Linked DNA regions of Mus musculus: region 1 is linked to region 2. Evidence: chromatin loops called from intact Hi-C (ENCODE). Cell type or tissue: left cerebral cortex. All regions are shown on one strand. Links, peaks and the distances in the headings refer to the core of each region. The heading gives the core; the rest is flanking DNA. Region 1 overlaps Gm31374 (a long non-coding RNA gene). Region 2 has its middle 15 kb from the start of Gm31614.

The links. A loop is a pair of places that touch in the nucleus more often than their neighbours do. Peaks named below come from ENCODE experiments on the same cell type or tissue, not always from the same donor. Only the 100,000 strongest peaks of a DNase experiment are listed, where the experiment ranks them.
Region 1: a loop joins it to region 2, with 4 times the contacts of the local background. A loop is called at or near these places in 8 of 42 quality-filtered maps.

Annotation. Positions count from the first base shown.
Region 1 is chr9:46,350,620-46,359,028 of GRCm38, forward strand. It overlaps Gm31374 (a long non-coding RNA gene), which reads left to right. Exons shown (of 3, transcript XR_379350.2): 3 at 1,256-1,421. Among named protein-coding and RNA genes, the nearest start is that of Gm31374, 5.1 kb to the left of the region's middle. In left cerebral cortex, for the core only: CTCF peaks have their summits at 235 and 3,585 (motif pointing right); DNase peaks (open chromatin) are centred at 203, 1,987, 3,010 and 3,593.
Region 2 is chr9:46,811,422-46,819,830 of GRCm38, forward strand. No RefSeq gene overlaps it. Among named protein-coding and RNA genes, the nearest start is that of Gm31614, 15 kb to the right of the region's middle. In left cerebral cortex, for the core only: CTCF peaks have their summits at 636 and 3,752 (motif pointing left); DNase peaks (open chromatin) are centred at 3,736 and 4,900; H3K27ac peaks cover 293 bases.

The DNA of each region.
Region 1 (8,409 bases), core at 168-8,167, 460 kb before region 2:
TCTGTTTGGGTGAGCCCTTGTCTTAGACAGTGGCCTTCTGGAGTCTCTAGGGTGGAGATAGGGAGGGGACTGAAGTCAGTTACCCAACTCAATCCCCACCTCATCTGTGTCTGGGGGCTCTCATCCCCTTCTCCCTGACCTTGTATCTCCTTGGCTCAGCCTGTCCTGCTAACGAGCTGAGCCAGCCGCCTGGCGCCCGCCTCTCCAATGTGCTGACTCAGTCCCATGCCTCCTGCTTCCTCTGCCCTTGTTTGAAAACGCCAAGTTAATTGCTTCCAGCTCCAGGCTGCCCTAGTGGGGCACAGCCCTCCTTTCCTCTCCCTTCTTCACACCCAGAAGGGAGGCAGGCGAGCATCCTTCAGCCCCAGACCTGGCATCTGTGTGTGCTAGAATAGGCTTCCAGTGACCACTAGGAAAGAGGGGCATGTACAGGGAGGCAGGCTGGTACCCTTGGTACAGACCTCCATGTTTCCCAGCCCTTGAGGTACAGGAGTTACCAGCTTCTGCCAGGATGATGAGTTGCACCCTGAGACCACTTGGCAATGCCCTCTCAGATCTATGGCTAGATCCAGGGCTGAGAGAGGATGCGTGTTATGAGGGAGACCTGAGGCCTCAAAGAGAAAGAAAGGAAGGAGGGGGAGAAAAGATGGAAGAGAGAAATGGAGGGAGGAAGAAAAGAAGGAAGGAGAGAGAGAGAAGGGAAGGGAAGGAGGAAGGCAGGAGGAAAAGAGAGAAGGGAGAGAAGGAAAGAAAAGAATGAAACAAGAGGAGGCGGGAAGAGGGAGGAGGGAGAGAAAGAAGGAAGAAAAAAGGAAAGAAAAGAATGAAGCAAGATAGGGAGGAGGGAGGGGGAAGAGGGAAGAGGGAGGCAGGAGGGAGAGAAAAAAGGAAGAAGGAAAGAAAAGAATAAAACAAGAAAGAGAGGAGGGAGGAAGGAGAAGGGAGGGGGAGAGAGCCAACAGAATTTCTTACAGAGTAATGCTCACAGAATTCCCATAGGATGGGCTTACAGATGTGCTACCGGGGTGAGAGTCAAAATATTTAACAACAGAATGGTATCAGCTTTGACTAATGGGATGGAAACCCCCCGCATGAGCTGGTCAGGGTCCTAGAGACCTTCTGAACTGTGTCAGGCGTTAACCCTTCAATTGCTGGGCCTCAGGAAGGCAGGGCAGGGGTGAGCTGACGGTACCTGGGGAAGTCTCTCCACGTTCCATGAGCCCAGTAATGGTGGCCTTTCGTCTCTGCTTTCTAGTATGCACACAGTGCCAAGACCTGGTGTCTGACAGGGCTTCACCCCGTGTTGAAGGAATGGCGACTGTCGCTCTGGAACGCTGGAATAACTGGGGAGAAACAGACTAGACAGATGATCAGGTGCGTGGGGGCTGGGGGCTGGGCAGGGCAAGCTGAGGGCCAAAACTCCAGGGGCAGTTCCCTTTGAGGTTCTGGGTGTTGGCGTTCCTGCCCGCAGATGGGCCCCTGGCTCTGGGTGCTCAAGGACAGGTAAATCCCTCGGAGATGAGTGTGTGGGGTGCTGTAATGATACGTATCAGTTCGGTTATTTTTATTACTGTGACAAAAAGGAGGAAGGCAGAGACTGGGTTGGGGGAGCTGTCTATCAGGCATCACTAAGGAACAGACAGAAAGCCCCGCCCGCCGTGGGTCGGCAGCAGGTGGGATCTTCTGTGAGTCAAGTGCTTTTTCCGCTTTTTACGTTTCTTTTTTCCTTCACTCTAGCATTCTTGGAATGTACTCCTGTCACCCTGTCTTTCAGAGTACAGGGGGAAGGCCCAAGGCAGTGGGAGGAGACAGAGGTCTGGCTGATTCTCTTCCAGGAAAGGGGTCACTCTATCTGCTCACCTTCCAGGTCCCCAAACCGGGAGCGTCACACGGACACCGTCAGGTGAATCCCAGGACAGTCAGTTTCAGGGCTTGCCAGGGCCCTGGTGAGCTTCCAGTGGCCCACGCAGGCTGCCCGGGTTCCCAGCTTTCCACTGGGGTACTAGCGATCACGTGCTTCTCCCTCCCGGCTTTCCTCCCTGGGTCTCCAGCCAGCCCGCCGGCTTGATGAATTAGCCCCATAGATATTCCGTCGGGAAAGCAAACACATATCATATATATCTTTGACAAGTTATTATTCTCCCTTATCAGGATTCGGGTGGATCTGTGCCCGCCATTACTCAAGCTGCACACTTGCTCTGTTGGGGACCAGGCTCTAGACACGCGAGGAAGTACTGTCCAGGCAGCCCAGCCCAGGGCCTGCCCTGCCTGCAGGCTGTGCTGTGTGGTTGTGTGTGAGCTTAGGGGTGTGGGTAGGGGAGTGGGGTCTCTTGACACTGTCATAGTCCAATGACTGGCAGATCCTTTCCATGTGGAGGCTAGGTGTGGCCAAAATGAACTGGAGGTGTTCCGACCTTTAATTCTTTCATCTGAGATTCGGAGGTGGGGGTGCAGGGTGGGGGGCGGCATGAGTTGTGTCCCAAGGAATAAGGTCTGGTTTGGGACTCACTCTTGTCTATTTTGTGGGGCTGAGCTGGGACTTTGGTTGTCTTTTGCATGGGCCTTTTAGTGACCTGCTGGCAGAAGAGGTCACCCTGCCACCTACCACCAGTGCCTGAGTTTCTCAGAGCCAAAAGGGGCTCCTGGAGGCCAGCCCTTAGCCCCATGGTAGCCAAGGCTCGCTGGCCAGTGAGGGCTAATGAGTAAGATGTAAATGGGTATTAGTGCTCTCAGCCTGGCTGCCGGGCTGTGATTTGTCATCTCTCACCCCGCACATTCCCATTTCCCCAGAGGCAGGCTCCATATTAACAAGTCCTCTACTTAGGAATATAAATGGGGCATCTGCAACTGCTCCTGACAGCCTGCAGGCTGCTAATGCACTCCGGCCTTGGGGGCTGGGGGAGGGCCCACTGGTTCAGCTAGCTTCTGAAGTAAGAATGGTGGAGGGGAGGCCCGGCTGCCTTCACTGGAGAGGGACTGCCTGTGACTCCACACTGCCTCGACTTGCAGAGCTGATGGAACTGTGAGGAGCCACCTCCCTCCCCAGTTCCAGGCTTGCATGCCATCTGCCATCTCTGGCTTCCTCCAGATCTGATATTTCAAGGAAGTAACTTGTCCTGTTCTGGGACTGACACAGAGTTTCTTAGGTCCAAAGGAGAAGTCGGGTGTGTGTCTGTGGGGGGTGGGGGCTCTTATTGAGGATAGAAGTGATCTTACCCCTGTATAAAGAGTTTCGTGTAGCCCAGGCTGGCCTCTAACTCACTACGTACTTGAAGATAGCCTTGAACTTCTGATCTTCCTGCCTTTATTTTCCTAGTGCTGGAATTATATAGGCTTGTGTGACCGTGCCTGGTTTTATCTGATGCTAGGAATCAGAGTGAGGACTTTGACCATGATATGTAATCACTATCAGCTGAGCTATGCATTCAGGAGATCTGATTCTGACACCCTGTCAGTGGTGGGGTGTGGTTTGGCCGTTGGCCACAGTGTCCAGCCTCAGCTCCAGCTGTGGGCAGAGCCTTGGATTCTCAGGGTCTAGTGCCTGTCTAGTACCTGTAGAAGGTACTGAAACAAAGGTATTGGCTGTAATTATCATCACAGCCACTAGAGGGCAACGCAGGCTTATGTTTCTCTCTTCTAGAGGGCAGAGGACTCAGGGAGGGATAAGAGATAAGGGTGTTGAGGCTGACTGAAGTCCTTTGCTCTGGGAATGTTTCTGGTTCCTCTATTCTTTGTAGTCTATTACTGCCGAAATTCTTCAATTCCAAGTAAAGGAAGAAAGATCTTAAAGATATTTAAACCCATGGTGGTGTGGGTTTAACACTTATGTATAACACTTATTTTACTGCCATTAAGAAAAAAATCAGTGAGAATTTCAAAGGTTAAAAGGCTTTGTAGAGTGGCCAACCCATGACTGGTCTAATTTGAGGTCCTGACAATGAGAGGGAACCCGTGCCCAACACTGCCTGGTGACTTGGGACCAGAGGCTGGAGAGCTCACAGACCTAGGATAGAAAAAAAAAATCAATAAAATGATTCCTAAGATATCCTTATATTCTCACAGATTGCTGCCTATCCCAGCCATCAGAGAGGCTTCCTCCTGCTGCTGATGGGAGCAGATGCAGAGACTACAGTAAAACATTAGGCAGAGAGAGAGAGAGAGAGAGAGAGAGAGAGAGATCTCCATTGGGTCTTCCCCCTGGAGCTCAGGGATCCCTGTAGAAGATGGGGAGGAAGAATTCTGGGAGCCAGAGGGGTCAAGGACATCAGGAGAGTATGGCCCCCAATATCAGCTAAGCAGGGCTCATAGGTGCTCACAGAGACTGAACCAACAATCAGGAAGCTCGCATGGGTCTATTCTAAGTCCTCTGCATAGATGTTATGGTTGTTAGCCTGGTGGTCTTGTGGGACTCCTAACATTGGGAATGAGGGTGTCTCTGGCTCTTTCACCTGCTCTTGGGACCCTTTTCCTCCTACTGGGTTGCTTCTCCCGGCCCTGATGTGAGGGTTTGTGCCTGGTCTTCCTGAAGCTTGTTATGCCATGTTTGGTTGAAATCCCTGGGAAGCCTGCTCTTTTTTTTTTTTTTTTTTAAGGGAAATGGAAGAGCAGTGAGAGGAGAGGAGAGAGGAGAGGAGGGGAGGGGAGGGGAGGGGAGGGGAGGAGAGGAGAGGAGTGGAGAGGAGAGGAGAGGGGGAGAGGTTCAGGTGGGGCTGGGAGGAGTGGAGGAGGGGAAACTGTGGTCAGGATGTGTTATATGAGGAAGAAAGAAAAAAGGCTTTGTGGATGATGTAGTTGGTGGTCAGAGGCCCAGGCTTTGTGCTTGAGGATCTGGTTGGCATCCCGGATCCTCTGTTCAGTTGCTGGATGTTTGAGCCTCAGTTGTCTAACCTGTAAAGGGCAGAATATAACATGCACTCCATAGGGCTACTGTATGGATAAATGTTGAAAGGACTGTAAATTTTCTGTGTAATTCTTTAAAATTATAATTTTATCAATAGTATGTGCGTGCTGATGTATGTGTGTGCATGCCTGTGTATATGTATGCATGCCAGTGTATGTGTGTGTATGTATGTGTATGTGTGTGTATGCCGGTGTATGTGTGTGTATACTGGCTGGTTTTTTGTGTCAACTTGACACAGCTGGAGTTATCACAGAGAAAGGAGCTTCAGTTGAGGAAATGCCTCCATGAGATCCAACTGTAAGGCATTTTCTCAATTAGTGATCAAGGGGGAAAGGCCCCTTGTGGTTGGGACCATCTCTGGGCTGGTAGTCTTGGGTTCTATAAGAGAGCAGGCTGAGCAAGCCAGAGGAAGCAAGCCAGTAAAGAACATCCCTCCATGGCCTCTGCATCAGCTCCTGCTTCCTGACCTGTTTGAGTTCCAGTCCTGACTTCCTTGGTGATGAACAGCATTATGGAAGAGTAAGCTGAATAAACCCTTTCCTCCCCATCTTGCTTCTTGGTCATGATGTTTGTGCAGGAATAGAAACCCTGACTAAGACAAATTGGTACCAGAAGTGGGGTATTCCTGTGACAACCTGACCATGTTTTGGGGAGGACTGTGGAAGGACTTTGGAACTTTGGGCCAGAAGGTCCATTTGCTGTTAAGAGACCTGTCGGATGTTGTGTAGGAGCTTGGAAGACAATGCTGAGAACAGTGCAGAAGGTGGAGGTCTGGCTTGTGAAATTTCAGAGGGAAAATTAAAGACTCTTTTCAGGGCCATTGCTGCTTTGATTGTGAAGATTCTGTGGTTCTGGTTAGCTGGGGCTGAAGAGTCAGCTGTGATTAACAAGATACCAGAACTACTAAAGCAAAAACTTTGCATTACTGGGACTATTGATGCTGGTTAGCTGGAGCTAAGAAATTAGCGGTGATTAAGAAGAGACCAGCATCGTTGAGGTGACATCTTCTGGGAAGTGTTTTCTGAAAGCACAAAGAGGCTGTGTTCCAGAAATAGCCAAGGTTGTACTCCTGCTGCAGCGGGACTTGGTAATGTGTAAGGGTCACCCAGGTGGTACTGGTTTTGAAGGCATGAAGGGGTCACACAGAGCAGCTGAGGCTCGACACTGTGAGAGGCCATGGAAGGCCATTGGTGAAGGTGCAGCCTCAATTGCAATTGATGGCCCAGGACTGAAGGGGTCATGCAGTGTTTTGGAGATGCCAGTATCATGAGATGACCACCAAGAGCAGCAGCAGCAGTGGAGTACAGGCAGCTGGAGCCTAGAGGACGACGCCTGTGCTACAAGGGGCATGGCTGGAGAAGTGACCCAAGCCCTTGGAGGAGTCCAGAAGATTGTGAGTTGGATCCCAGACATTGGATGGTTGGAGATTGATTTCTGTTTTTGATTGTGACTGTGCCCTGTTATTTTCCCTCTTGAAGGAAGAAACTATTTTAGTGGAGCCCACAGTTAAGAGACTTTTAATTGTAAAAAGACTTTGGATTTTAAAAGAGATGGATATTTTAAAGAGATTGAAAATTTAAGAATATGTAAAGACTGTGGGACTTTTAAAGTTATTTAGATCAAGGGGATGAATAAGAATGTAAGGGTTGAGGCTTACTAGTGATGTGTTTGTGTGTCAAGTTGACAAGGGGTCAATTGTACTGGCTGGTTTTGTGTGTCAACTTGACACAGCTGGAGTTATCACAGAGAAAGGAGCTTCAGTTGAGGAAATACCTCCATGAGATCCAACTATAAGGCATTTTCTCAACTAGAGATCAAGGGGGAAAGGCTCCTTGTGGGTGGGACCATCTCTGGGCTGGTAGTCTTGGGTTCTATAAGAGAGCAGGCTGAGCAAGCCAGGGAAAGCAAGCCAGTAAAGAACATCCCTCCATGGCCTCTGCATTAGCTCCTGCTTCCTGACCTGTTTGAGTTCCAGTCCTGACTTCCTTGGTGATGAACAGCATTATGGAAGGAGTAAGCTGAATAAACCCTTTCCTCCCTATCTTGCTTCTTGGTCATGATGTTTGTGCAGGAGTAAAAACCCTGACTAAGACAGTGTGTATGCCCATGTATATGCAATGCATGCCAGTGTATGTGTGTGCATGCCAGTGTATGTGTGTACATGTTGGTGTATGTGTGTGTATTCCAGTGTATGTGTGTGTATGCCTGTGTATGTGTGTGCATGCCAGTGTATGTGTGTGTATGCCAGTGTATGTGTGTATATGCCCATGTATATGCATGCATGCCAGTGTATGTGTGTACATGCATATATACTCCTGCACAGAGGTCAGAGAATAACTTTTAGAGCTAGTTTGCTCCTTCTTTAGTGGATTCTGGGGATCCAACTTAGATTGTAAGGTTTTCAGGGGAAACACTTTTACCCACTGAGCCCTTGTACTGGCTAGTTTTGTGTCAACTTGACACAGCTGGAGTTATCACAGAGAAAGGAGCTTCAGTTGAGGAAATGCCTCCATGAGATCCAGCTGCAAGGCATTTTCTCAATTAGTGATCAAGGGGGAAAGGCCCCTTGTGGTTGGGACCATCTCTGGGCTGGTAGTCTTGGGTTCTATAAGAGAGCAGGCTGAGCAAGCCAGGGGAAGCAAGCCAGTAATGAACATCCCTCCATGGCCTCTGCATCAGCTCCTGCTTCCTGACCTGTTTGAGTTCCAGTCCTGACTTCCTTGGTGATGAACAGCAGTATGGAAGTGTAAGCCGAATAAACCCTTTCTTCCCCAACTTGATTCTTTGTCATGATGTTTGTGCAGGAATAGAAACCCTGACTAAGACAGCCCTTTTGCCAACCCAGCAGTTCTCTCTCTTTCTAATATATAAAATATAATATATAAAATATATTATAATATATAACATATTTATACATTATATAAAATATAAATATAATATATATTTATAATATATAAAATATATTCTATATATTTACTTTATATAGGTACATATATTATGATAAGCAGCCCTATCATATTTTGATGAAGGGTAAGGGTCACATTGAAAACCAAACACTATTTTTCTCTTTGCATGGGTATTTTAAAAATCGCTTGTCCACCACTAGAGGAAGTGAAGAAACACTTCCAGTGTTGACATTCTCTAGGACTTTGTACAGAATGAGTGAATGTCAGTTTATACCTACATTTGTACTTCATATTTCTGAGGGGAGACTGTCTCATGCCACAGGCCCCTCTGGCATGGGGTGGGCGCACCTGTACCTTCCTCAGCTAAACTCATTTGAGAGGCTGGTACTGTGGTACTGTGCCTGTCTCAGAGCCACTGTAGTACTCTCTGGTTCATGATCCTCCCTTACAGCAGTGCATTAGCACAAGGAGAGGAGCCGCTGACCCGGCCAGAGCCAAGCTCCATCCCAACAGTGGCTTCCCTTGGTGAGGACCTTGGGCACAGCCATGACACTGGCCAAGAGCTGCCTGATGCTTTCATTGTTCCTGTACACTGCCTAACTT
Region 2 (8,409 bases), core at 273-8,272:
AGGGGACCGAAAGGCAGCTAGATAGAACACATCATAGAGAGGACATGGGTTTTGGTCCCAGCTCTGTGCCTTTCTAGCCATTTGATCATGGCTAACTGCTGGGTCTCATTCCCTTCTTCTTTGTCTTTCCTGTCGTCCCCGGCAGTGGATATGCAGCGTGCATGAGCAAACTGACCACCTTTAAACTTGGCATTGGGTTAGCAATGAAATGAGGGTCCCTGTGGAAAAATTAACTACAGAGAACCAAGAAGATCCTTTGTAGCATTTGTTAGAGCAAAGGACATTTTCTCTATCATTAGATTCAAGTCGCCTTGGTGACAGATGCTGCAGGCCACCAGTCCTGGGCAGATGACACAGTCTCTCCAAGCCCTGGGTTTACCTGTGAAATGGAGATTCCTGCCAGCATCTTATGGGGACTGAGATAATACATTAAAAGCGGTTAGCAAAATGTTGGGAACAAGTAGCAAACAAATGTTTATTTGTTATTATCACCGGGAACTGGGGATATCTAGGCTTCCTTCCAAGAACATTCTGGTAATCTACTGTTTTAAGTTAGGAAGCATTAAGGGCTCTATGAGGGCTGGGCAAGCCTGCACTCTTTAGTAAGCCAGACCCGTCTCCAGGAGGAGCCCAAGGGACTGTGGTGTTAGGAGCAATCTGTAGATACGGCTACGGAGAAAGATGTAGGATTTGAGACTCTGCAGAGGCAAGGGAACTTCTGGGTTCTTGACGACATTTTTTCTTATTTATTTGGGATTGTATTCCTGGGCTGCCTGCTAGAGAGATCTCGGGCTTGAAGGCTCACACACTGGACTTCATGCCTCGTCTTTTGCTCTTACTTGGAAGGTTAACTTTTAAGGATGAGGTGGCACACAGTGGGCTTTGACAGAGAAGGAACAAAGAGGAAGTACCCGTTGCCATGCCACACTAGACAGGCTGTAAAATGGTTTGAAGCAGAAAGGCACCCCTTAGGCTAATGCTTTGAACCCCTTTGTTCCCAGCTGGTGGTCCTATTTTGGGAGGCGGTGGACCCTCACGACATGAGACTGGCAGAAGTGGATCGGAGACACGGGCCTTTGAAGGTTGGAGCCTAGATCCTAGCTTCAGTGGCTCTCAGCTTGCTGGTCCTCCATAATGGTAGTCTACTTCTGTGTCTACAAATGTGCCCTCCCCACCATGATGGAAGGAGACTTCCTGAAAGCAGAAGCCAAAATAAACCTTTCCCTACTTTAAGTTGTACCTGGCATACTGGTTGTACCAACTCAAAAGCAACCCACATACTATGTGACCTTACAAAGAGCCAGCGTCAGGCTTTTCCCTTCTCACCTCAACCAAGACTAAGCCCCAGGATGGTGGCATTCAACTTTACCCATGGTGACACCCTGTCTTTCCACACAAGACCCATATGGGTACTTAGGATACTCCAGCGAGTAACTTCAGCTGCTTGAAAAAGAAGGAACAGTCCGCACACCTTATGAGGAACTAGATCAAATAATCAAAATGATGTTACTAGCAATACTGTTACCATGCTCACTGCCTGCTTCTTGTGTAACGGGTGCTATTCTAAGTGTTGAAATCACTTTTTAACCTAATGAGTCTGGTTAGTGTTGCCATCCGGTATGTGCCTGGTCTTGTTGACCTTACCATGTGCAGGTCTTGTGCAAATAAGGATAGCTGTTGTGAGTTCATTAATCCAACATCCATACCAAGTCTAGAAGACAACATTTTACTGCATCCCTCCCATCCTCTGGCTCTTTACCTTGTGCCCACCTTTTCTTCCATGTTTCCTGAGCCTTGGGGCAGTGGGACTGGGGTTAGTGGATTGATACAGACTTCCCGGTTAGGGTTAAGTGCTCAAGAGTCATTTGTTCTCAGCCCCCTGATAGTTGTGAGTATTAACTGCTACTGCAGGGAGAGGCTTCTGTGGCCAAAGTCGTGGCACGACACTATAGGCATACAGATAAATATCTAGAAAGCATGTGTGTTTAGTGGAACAACCACATTTGATTCTGGAGAGTTGAGGGTGGATGTGATCAAGACACATGTTTGAAATTGTTAAAGAGTAAGTGAAAGCTATGCTGTAACTAAAACAGGAAGCCTTACCATCACCCCAGGGCGATGACCTCATCATCTCCTCCTGTAGATGAACAAGCTTGAAGGAACAAGCTTTAAGGACCAGTCCCAAGACCCCATAAGCCTTCTCTCCACCTCACAATGGGACTTTTGCAGGCAAAAGATCACTCCAGGGCATTGGGGGCAAGTCCAAAGCCACAGCTCAACCCTTGAAAGAAGAAAGATGCTCAAATACAGCCATGGGTTGATGTTGGTAGCGATGCCCTCTCTGCCTTTGCTTTCTTGGGCAAAATGTTTGTTGTAATGTGACACAAACTAACAAACCAGGTTATTTTGAGAGAGTACAATGGCCTAGCATTCTTCCTTGACATCATCCAGGAGTCTAAGACCATTAAGACTATAGGGGAACCTGGAGCCATCAGACCCCCTTCACTCCGAGGTGCTAAGGATCTGCCCCTCTGCAGAGCTAGCTGTATGCCTGCATAATGGCCCTGGGACCGTTTGGATTGTTTTCTGAAGTCGGAAGGTAAACTCTGACTAGGCTCTGGGCTTGCTGTCGCTGGAAGGAGTTTGCTGGAAGGGTTTAGATGCAGCCAGGCAGCTAGCTAGCTTATGCAGAGGGCAGCTGATCCTGCAACTCTTAAAACAGCTCCCTGCTAGAAAATAAGCCCCCAGAGCTTCCCCAAAGACAGTACGGGGGCTTCTGCTTGGTTCACATAAACACCACTGGGCCGTGAGGACTCAGAGGAGGGTCCCGAGATAGGAGGCGGAAGGCTTTGCCGATTAGCCCCTCTCAACAACTCAGCTATTTGCTCACCTCAGCATCTGCACCTCCGACTCTTCCCTTACCTGTCTGCTTATCTCTGAGCACTTTCCCTTCTTCCCTTGGCTGCTAGGAGCCTCTCTCCAGACCCAGCTCCTCTTAGGAGAGAAGGAAGCTAACAGAGCTTCCAAGGAGATGCCCAAGACACAGGAAGCAGAGCTAGAAGCTGAGGGGCTAGCGCCAGGCAGCATCCAGGGGACCCTTAGGAGTGAGAGCAAACAACTGAGGTCCCAATGGAACAATTTGGGAAGCCCTGGCCCTCCCATCCATCCATCCCGCCTCGGGGGCTTGCCTCTTCTGCAGCCCCCACCCGTGGGAGAGAAGAAAGCTGCTCAAGGGGGCACAGGGGCCGCTGTGGTGCTGAATAAAGGAAGCAGTCTCCTCCGCGCAGGCGTTCTCTGCTTGAATATGTGGCCTTATTTATGCCTGGCTAAAGATCATTAAAGCCTTTGCTGGGGTGGGGGTACGGGGGGGCTACAAGGAGAGTGGATTAATATTAGAACACCCTGTCACAGCTGGAGAAAAGGCGGGATTGATTTTATAGGGAGTTTAGTCAGAGCTGCGCGTGAAACCCCGCGGGTTGCGCTGGAGTGTATCCATCTCCTCCATTAGGAAGGCCCCATGGGAATCTTCAGCTGCAGTGTTTATGACTACGGAAGCGGCGTATCACAGAGAGTGAGCCGCCCTTATGCAGCTCCCTTTTAGCGACTGCCCATGCTCCTAGAGACCCTATCCTGGGGTTTCACACAGCTGTCTTTACCAGCCAGACTTCGTGGCTGGACCATGAAGGCACTGACACTGCAGAAGCGCTCATTTGGTCCCTAGTTCTGGCAGGGCAGCTCTAGAGAGCCCCCTGCTGGAAGACCTTGGTAAGCCCCATCTACTGTCTCCTTCCTAGAAGTTGCCAGAGCCTCTCAAACACTTAGATTTCTTCTCAGCCTCGCATAAAGTCTGAAGATTGCTCCAAGAAAGTGTGGTCCGTCTTCTTTTCAGAAAACATGACAAAGCTTGGAAAACTTGATTCTTCCAGAGTCTGCTTAAAAACTGGCTTAAGTGATCCTTTAAGAGTCAGATGCCTCTTATTAGCTGCTGACCCTTGAGCGAGTGTGGTGACTTCTCAAGGTTTTAGTTTCTTCGTCATCTCTGCCTTACACAGGCGTATTAAGAATTAAATGGTTATCGCAAGAAAGTTTCCAGTACAAGAGAACCACCCAGTGCTAGTGAGTGCTACTGTGTTATCAGGTGGCCATTCCAGTACATTCTAAATGGGACTCAATTTGCAAACATTTAGTTTAAACAAAGCCCCGTTGGGACACCTTCATTGTGGAAGGCATGGCGTACCAGTGGACACAAAATGTCTGTAGGGTCGTGTTCATCAGAGGGGACAAAGCTCAGAGACAACTGGGATAGCTCTGAACTTAGGTGTGCTCTGTGCACCTCATCTCCTGGCGTACGGACCCAGATATAACTGGCGGGATCTGAAGTGGTATGGGCAGAGTCTGGGTCAGCTCCCTCCCAGAGGGACATTGGTTGAACAGATGAGTGGCATAAAGGGTGTTGTTTAAGGAAGCTAACAATCATGGCTGAGAAGATGGCTAAGCCAGGAAATGCCCAGGGTTTCATCCCCGGGACCCATATAAAAAGCCTGGGATGGTGATAGGCGCTTGCCTCCTCATAGCTGGATAAGCAGAGAGAGCAGATCTCTGAAGCTTGCTAATCTGGCAGCCCAGCCGGATTGGTGAATCCCAGGACAAGTGAAAGACCTTGTGCCTAAAAACAAGGTGAATGGTGCCCGAGAAAGAATACGACTCTGAGCTGTCCTCTGTCCTTCATCTGCATGGACACAAACGTGTGTGCTCTTCTGAGCACACACACACACGCGCACACACACACACACACACACACACACACACACAAGCATGCACCCACACACATTACCCACCCACCCACATCCACATACAGAAAGAAGCCAAGAGTCTGAGCCAGAAGAGCTCACACCTCGCTTTGCAGAGCTTCCGTAGCTTGTTGGATGCATGCCCAACACAGTGCTCAGCAGTTCTGCTTTTTGGAACTTGATACTAAAACCCAGATTCTCTAGGAGCCAAATGACCTGGGTTCCAATCTTGATCTTCCTGCCATTCATTCCTTGGTTCCTTTGAAGAAGTTATGCCCTGTGCCTCAGTTTCCTGGTCTTTGAATGGGTGTAATAATGACACTGGTGTTAAAGGTAATAACAAGAGTGTTAAATGAGATGATATGCAAAGTGTCCATAGCAGGGCTTGGCAATTACAATCTTTACAGTGTCATTTGCATGACATTATTGTGACCAACCTATTGTGGCTTTTGACATACTGAGCACCCCTCCCTCAAACCCCGAGAATGGGGACTCAGAATCATTGTTTCCATGTCCCAAAGGGGCAGCCCAGGGATTGTGTACATAATGAGAACTTGGTACAAGAACTGTTGAATTGAGTAGGATAGGTTGCAGTTATATTGGAGCTGTTCTAAAATTGCCAAAGAACTGCAAAGTCCAAAATGGAAGTGAGAGCAAAGTCAGATGTCAGATAGGAGACTGCTAGGACTGAGAGTCAAGGTTAGGGATGGAGGTGGTGGTAGGGGTTTCCATATTTGGGGAGCATTAAATGCAGAATCAGAACCAACGAAAGAAAAGCAAGAAGAAGGTAGTGGAGTTGCCAAACCCCCCAAAAATAGGTCAGGGTTACTGTCCTTCTGATAGTGGCTGGATGTCCAGCATGAGGAGCATTGTGTAGGTAGTGGTGGGATGTTGTGTAGGTAGACTCCGAATGGAACCTCCTCTTTCTTGCACATACCCAGACATCTTGCACCTGTTAAGAGGTCCAAAGTTCTTGGAGGAAGGGAACTTCAAAAGGCTGCAGCAATCTCTGCTATGTGAGGATCAATAAAAACCAAATGCAAAAGGTCCCAGGGCTTTTGCGTCTTTAAAACAACAAACAGTACAAAAATATTTTACTGTTCTGTAAAGTATTTACATAATAACCAGAAGATTAAAGTGGAAATTAAAACAACTCAAGCCCCGCATCTAAGAGAGAATCATCGTTAATGTTTTGGTCTATAGCTTCGGCAGACTGAGGGGTTTCCAGACTCCCCTTTGTTTTCCTAAATGAACCTACCTCCTGAGCAACAAAAGAAGCCCTGATGGTTGGTTAGCAATTGTAGACTCAAAGTGAGGGCCCAATGCTGTCCCCACAGCCCCCCACCCACTCTAGCCAGACATCAACCTTTAAGCCCCTCTTACTAAGCCGGTAACGCTTTGGGCGTTTTGCATACAGATCTGTGCATGTGACTACACATGAAGGAAGTCAGCTCTGCAGGCTCCTCTGTTATCTGTTTTCCCCCCCTCCCTTTTACGACACAAAATGTCAAAGACATCTCTCCGAGTCAATAAGTATAGAACCACATTATCATTTTTAATGATTGCGTACTACTTCTCCCTTGTATGTCTCATGCTTTACTGGATTGCTCTCTTATTGATTGGCGTGTAAGTAAAATTTTGCTGTTACAAATAAGGCTTTCACAAACATTCTTGTACTTATACTGTTTCCTACTTAGGCAATTATTCCCATAGGGTAAATTCGAGAACTATTAAATGAGCAATCATGCACAGTTTATACTTTGATAGATAAAACTGTATAGGTTTTTACCTGCTAGCCATGCAAAGGGAGAATCGTCTACTTTGTCATCTGGGTGATAAGCGAGGTGCAATTTGTGAGCTTTAAAGAAAGATCAATGCTGATCAGATGTGTAAAACCATCTCATTCCTTATCTTGGATTTTGGCAGAGGCTATGTGTTTTCCATGTTTCCCAACCATTTGTATTTCTTCATTTGTGATTTGTTTGAATATTAAAAATCCCGAGGGCTGGTGAGCTGGCTCAGCAGGTGGAAACACTTGCTGGCATGGCTGGCAACCTGAGTTTGAACCCAGGACCCACAGAGTAGAAGGAGAGAACTCTCCAGAGTTGTTCTATGATTCCCACACATGCACCTTTATACACACAAACCTACATACACACACACACACACATACATACATACACACTCACATGCACTCATGCACACATGCACAAATAAAGGAAAGAAACAAGTGCATTTTTAAATCATGAGGACAAAGCACAAATAAAAGAAAATGCCATTTTACAAGAGAATACTAATGTAAGAAAATGGTTAAAATGTATTCCAAAATGATTGGAGTATGGGCTACATAATATTATAATTACGAGGTAGTATCTTTTAAAGAAAACCTATAGCTAGGCAGGCAAAGACCGAAGACAACACATTCCACAGGGTTAAGAGGCCTGGAAAACATGCAGTTGAAACAGTGGTAATAAAAGAACAACAGCAAAAGCCTCGTAGGTTCATAGAAATCATCACTGGGTCACAGGGAACTAGGTATATGTTTTTAACTTTTATTTGTTGATCACCTTACAAAGTAACAGGTTTTCCTACGGTCTTTTTACACCTACTTAGTTTGGGTTGATTTTGTCTCTTTCCACACCCCAATCTCCCTTGACCTTAACCCCATCCTTGGACTTCAGTAGCTTTCCCTTCTCCTTTCGTATCAAAAAGAAAGAAACAAACAAACAACAAAAACAACAACAAGAAGAACAGCCACAAGCTAGGCTGGCAAAGTTTGATGTCTGGTGACCTTGTCACTTGGATCCCTGGGTCTCACCGGGTGGAAGGAGAGGACAAACTCCCACAAGTCAAGCCATCCTCTGGCTTCCACACGCACCGGAACACATACAAGGACTAAATAAACAAAATGGAATTAAAAAAAATAGTACACCCAGTAACTATTTTAAAGCCATCCCTTAGTTTCCAACTTCTCTGCGACAAGAATGACGAATTTTATCATTTTAAGGACCCCCTAAAATAAGTAACACCCCAGGAGCCATAAATAAAGCCTACCACCATCCTTTCTGTATTTTGCTCTTTTGTGCAGCTCCTTATGCGTGAATAGCCACAAAAGAAGACATTTTGAGCCGAGAGGACCTTTAAATGACATTTTATTTGCCTCTTCCCCCTCATTTAAAAATGAGCAGATTGCAGCCCAGGGTAGTTCAATGACCCAGCCAAGGTCTGCCAGCCAAAGGGACCTGGCCACATTGGAGACACCTAACGGGTGACACGCCCCACTCCTGTGCCCCACCTTCCTCTCTGCAGGAGCAGACACGTGCTTAAGCAGTGGATGGCCAGTTGTGGAACCCGGAAACCTGCAGTCTTTACTAAACAAGAGAGTGCAAGTCTGGTCAGGACTAGGGACACAGCCTGCCTAAGGGTAGAGGGGTCACAAGACAGTTCAGAAGTTGGCTTTAAGGATTTAAGGGCTCTGTGGCCCACAGACTAGTATAGGCCTGCCGGCTAGGGGTGGGGGACTTGCTCCAGTATCCCTGATCCAGGATTCGCCAGAGTGGAGCACCTGGAGGGGAGTCTGGCGTATCCCTGGAGCCTGGGCTCAGCCTGCGCCTCAAGC